Regions from separate parts of the Homo sapiens genome. Here region 2 is linked to region 1. The links are chromatin loops, found by intact Hi-C in ENCODE. Cell type or tissue: sigmoid colon. All regions are shown on one strand. Region 1 overlaps OLFML3 (olfactomedin like 3). Region 2 overlaps SYT6 (synaptotagmin 6).

What was found. A loop is a pair of places that touch in the nucleus more often than their neighbours do. Peaks named below come from ENCODE experiments on the same cell type or tissue, not always from the same donor. Only the 100,000 strongest peaks of a DNase experiment are listed, where the experiment ranks them.
Region 2: it touches region 1 in a loop (6-fold over the local background); 7 of 110 quality-filtered maps call a loop at or near these places.

Annotation. Positions count from the first base shown.
Region 1 is chr1:113,981,532-113,984,031 of GRCh38, forward strand. It overlaps OLFML3 (olfactomedin like 3), which reads left to right. Exons shown (of 3, transcript NM_020190.5): 3 at 1-722. The coding sequence ends at 238. Among named protein-coding and RNA genes, the nearest start is that of OLFML3, 3.3 kb to the left of the region's middle. RefSeq lists enhancers at 1-520, 1,776-2,500. In sigmoid colon, no CTCF peak of the experiment used is centred here; DNase peaks (open chromatin) are centred at 580, 930, 1,260 and 1,647; H3K4me3 peaks cover 2,310 bases; H3K27ac peaks cover 2,194 bases.
Region 2 is chr1:114,092,406-114,094,905 of GRCh38, forward strand. SYT6 (synaptotagmin 6) reads right to left here. Exons shown (of 8, transcript NM_001253772.2): 7 at 1,330-1,398. The coding sequence ends at 1,381. Among named protein-coding and RNA genes, the nearest start is that of SYT6, 60 kb to the right of the region's middle. In sigmoid colon, a CTCF peak has its summit at 1,319 (motif pointing right); a DNase peak (open chromatin) is centred at 2,056.

The DNA of each region.
Region 1 (2,500 bases):
TGGGACCCTCTATGTCGTCTATAACACCCGTCCTGCCAGTCGGGCCCGCATCCAGTGCTCCTTTGATGCCAGCGGCACCCTGACCCCTGAACGGGCAGCACTCCCTTATTTTCCCCGCAGATATGGTGCCCATGCCAGCCTCCGCTATAACCCCCGAGAACGCCAGCTCTATGCCTGGGATGATGGCTACCAGATTGTCTATAAGCTGGAGATGAGGAAGAAAGAGGAGGAGGTTTGAGGAGCTAGCCTTGTTTTTTGCATCTTTCTCACTCCCATACATTTATATTATATCCCCACTAAATTTCTTGTTCCTCATTCTTCAAATGTGGGCCAGTTGTGGCTCAAATCCTCTATATTTTTAGCCAATGGCAATCAAATTCTTTCAGCTCCTTTGTTTCATACGGAACTCCAGATCCTGAGTAATCCTTTTAGAGCCCGAAGAGTCAAAACCCTCAATGTTCCCTCCTGCTCTCCTGCCCCATGTCAACAAATTTCAGGCTAAGGATGCCCCAGACCCAGGGCTCTAACCTTGTATGCGGGCAGGCCCAGGGAGCAGGCAGCAGTGTTCTTCCCCTCAGAGTGACTTGGGGAGGGAGAAATAGGAGGAGACGTCCAGCTCTGTCCTCTCTTCCTCACTCCTCCCTTCAGTGTCCTGAGGAACAGGACTTTCTCCACATTGTTTTGTATTGCAACATTTTGCATTAAAAGGAAAATCCACTGCTCCTCTCCTGTGTTTGTTTGGGGTAGCCCTCAGATCAAACTTCCCCCTGACCATCCAGTTTCTCCCTCCCAACCCATCCCCACTCCTTGAGCCATATTAAAGACTTGGGCGGGGCTCCCTTTGCTGAGGAAGAGTTTACTGTGAGGCGCCTGGGGGAGGTGGCAGAATCCCGCCACTTTAGGAGGCTGGACGAAAGGCCTCCTTCCACACCCACCGCCATCCACAGCAGCCAATCCACAGCAGCCATCCTAGAACCTCAGTGGCACCGTGCCTCTGGCTGTGAGACACTGGGGCCCAGGGCAGAGATTCCAGTTCCGATTCTCAGAGGATTTTGAACTACAAAATGCATGTTAGTTGCATTGCATTCTAGTGTGGAAACCAGAGCCCTGAATGCCTGTGTTTTTAGTAAGAACTGAAGTCTCCCCTCTAAAGTGGACTCTGCCCCGCACCCCAGACCTCCACTCCCACCTCCAGCGTTGTGCTCCTGCAGGGCCAGGTTGCACAATCATTCTTGGTCTGGACCGCTCTGATTTTCCTGCTGCCACGGCGTCTGCGGTTTGTGCAGGGAGGAGGGGCAGTGACCGTGTCCCAGATGTTGGCCTTACACGGTCTGCAGCCTATTCTTGCTTTCCTTTTCTCCACTCTCATCACCCTCACCTACCCACTCCAGCCCTGAACCTGGCTGAAGCCCGTCAGGACTTCTGGAAACTTAACCCTCTCTGGCCCATACCCTGGCCTCTGGCGTTGGATTGCAGAGCGTAATGTGGGGAAGAGGGAAGGGAGAAGGGAGAGGAGGAGGAAGGCTCCAGGCTTTGGACTCCAGTCTCCAGGAATCTGCTGATTTCTGCACCAGGCCCCCACCCCAGCCTCACCCTCACTGCTGCATGCTCAGCTCGCAGGGGCAAGGCTGGCTGATGGGCAGGATCCACTGCTTTCATGAGGAGTCCACCTCAGGCATGCCTGGGGGTCCTCTTGGTTATTTGCTCTAGCCAAGTGCGGGAAGGGGGCACAGCCTTCTCCCCAAAGCACAGCCCTCCTTCCCGCCCCAGGTGGGGTGGCTCAGTCAGGGCCCTGTGAGCCTCCCTTTATCTTCTTTTCTTTTCTCCTCAGGCAGAGCTGCTCCAGACGTAGGTTGATGAGGATGGGGAAAGAAAGACAGTGAAGCACCTCAGAAAGGCGCTATTATAGGGAGACCGGGGCGGGCAGGGGCTCTCTCCCATTGAATTCTCTCCTAATGTGGGGCTGGCAACAGTAATCACCACCTGTCAGCCCACGGAAGGGTCTGCCCACAGAACAGCTGGCTGCGGCACACGTGGTGCACAGGGAGGGGTTGAGGGGGAAGGGCATTCTGAGCACAGGCCTGGAGAATGGGGTCTGGGCCACACGGCTGGCAGAGCAGTGTGGGGACTGTGGGTGCCCCATGTGGAAGGGGAGCTTGTCTGCTCCCTAGCGTGACTGTGTGTGTGTGTGTGTGTGTGTGTGTTGGGGGTGGGAGGTGCCTGTGTGTGGCAGAGGTGCTTGTCTGCTCCCTAGTGTGACTGCGTATGTGTACGTGTATGTGTATATGTGCCTGCATGTGGCAGGGGAGCTTGTCTGCTAGCTTGTGTGGCTGTATGAGTGTGTGATAGGAGGCTGTAGGGTCAGGCCGTGTCTCTGGAGTTACCTTGTTAGAGCACCAAACACCAGGAGCGGCTCTGATGCCCTTGATGAGAGCATAACCTGAGACTCCGTGTGTATAAGTGACGTCAAGGAATATGTATTTGAAGTACATTCTTAACG
Region 2 (2,500 bases), 110 kb after region 1:
TCAGCCATTTTTCACACTGAAAATCATATTATGTTAGCAGCGAAAGAGGCAGTGTGCAGAATATGTCCTTACTGCCAAGAACCCATGGTCATGCATTATTAGCAATTTGTCTGGGAGCTGACAGTACAGCTAAAAATCTGATACTGCTTTAGCTTTGAGCTGTCTCCTTTGTTTTTCATTCTTCCTATGGGCATTTGCACCTGACTTGTGGAGAGGTAGAGGTGTGAGCAGACCCTTCTGGGCTTCTGCAACCCCTTTCTCCTCCCCAGTTCTCCTAGGTCACAGACTGCCTCCTATCAGCCTGACTCTAACCCTTCTGTGAAAGGGGTGATGTAATGAGGCGTAATGGAGTGAAGGACAGGGCTGAGGCTGGGTGGACTTGAACCATTCAATCCTTCTTTAACCAGTCATCGCTGCAGCAGTCATAACCCCAGCAATATTTACTGAGCAAAGATCTGACCCCATGAATATTCTTGACCTGCCTGGGGGCTTTATGTTAATAACTTCAAAGTGAGTCAGTGTCCACTGCTCACCCATCCTTGGAGTGGGCTGAAGAGACCCAGTACTGTCCTGGGTGTCTGCAGGACAGAGCTCCAGAGTTAAGAGGTAGGTAGGTGGTCAAGATGGCCTTCCTGACCTGGAAGTGCAGCCCCTTCTGCTTCTCATGAGCGTTGAGGGTCTCCACTATGGAGTGAGGGGGCTGAGTAGAAGCTGCTACTATGCATCATGCATACATGGAGGTTTGGGGTCGGGGGAGGATGTGGTTCTCCCTCAATACAGCCATTCCTAGAAGGGCCGAGCCACCTGAGGAATAGATCACTTTCTATCCAGCATCACCTGCGGAGTAGATGGGAAACCCATGAAGTTCAGGAAGGACCCAGACCTACTAAACTACCTTAATGCTTTCAATTCTAAGGAAAGCTTCTGTTACCCTTCTCTGGGCTCGGTTCTTCATGGGCTTCTTAGGACTCCCTGTTCAGGCCAGCTGAAGATCTTTATGACTAACCAAAGGCCAGACAATCAGGTACCGATGACCACCATTATGTGACCTAGACCTAAGCAATCTTAGCATGTCAGCACTGGAGGCAGGCTTGGAAGCTGATCCAGTCTAACCTTCTTGTTCTCGCAAATAAGAAAACAAAGACAGAGAAGTCAAGACACAGCTAGCTAGGGGCAGAGCCAGAACCCGAAACCAGGTCTCCTAACACCCAACCAAGTGTTCTTTCCACTCCATCCTGCTGCTATCTCAGCATCTGGCCACACTAGGGGAAGAAGGAGACAAAAGGTAATAAGCAACCTAACGTCTTTGGGTCCACACCAGGTACTTACTCCTAACTCCAGGTGGCAGTCTCTCTGCTTGCAGCATCCACGTGAATGAAATCACAACCGAGGGTTTCCCTGGTGAAATATTTTAGATAAATAAATGCCTGGTTGTTGAGGCCACTGTGGCTTCTGACTCAAGTGTTTCTTAACCAGAAGGTGACAACACATGATTACTAATGCTCTTATTTAACAGACCTTCATTTTAGGAGTTCTACTTTTCTGTTACAACCTTTACTGTTGGTGAAAGGTACATTATAATCACTGGCTTCTTCCCTGAGTAAGCATGCCACTTAAACAACCTGACTGATAGGCCAGGTCAGAGGAGAAAACATAAAAGGACTACACAGAGTGTCTTTCTTCCTTTATGTAACAGCCCAAAGAGTAGTAGCAGGGAGCATAACTGTTTATCTAGAACAAATGAAGAAGGAACACTGGCTCCCCTGCTAGTCTGAGTTTTCCTATGAAGATAAACAAAGGGAGGAGATGGGGTTTGTGGACAATGGAAAGGCGAATGATTCCAGGAGGCTTACAGTGGCTCTGAAATGGCAGCATACCTGTCCCCAGCACACAGGGAGATTATTGTTTCAGAATGCCTGTGTTCCAGTAAGGTCTTTTGTTGCTCTGAAATGGGTCACGTTCCAACAGAGATTTAACATCTCTGGCAGATGATCTGAACCCGGCCCCCGTAATAAAATGCCTTGGAGAAGAGCGCTGGTCAACTCTGTGTGTGGTAACAATGATGACACATGGCTCTGGGCTGAGAGGGAAGGGGGCTGGTGCTGCAGCTGGGAAAGGCCACTTGTGATGGCTCAATGAATTTTTATTTATGAAAGAATCCCAGCAGGGAAAGACACCTTTTCAGTTAATTTGTTCCCCTCAGCCTTATTTTGAGCCCCAAACAAGTGAGCAAGTATAATGCCCTCTGTTCTCATTAATAAAAAAGAAATGATCACAGCACTTGAAAATCCCTTAAGAAAGGTTCAAGATAAATACAGAGGGCTTTGCGGATATGATGCCATTTATCTTCCCAGGAGCTGGAGGAGATTTCTTTATGATTATACAAATGGGAGATACAAGTTTCAGGAGCAAAGTTCTTGCTCAATATCCAGAACGGGAACGAAAAGAAGGCAGGATGTGAGCTCTGAGGATGAGCGGGAGGATTGCCTCCAAGCACAAT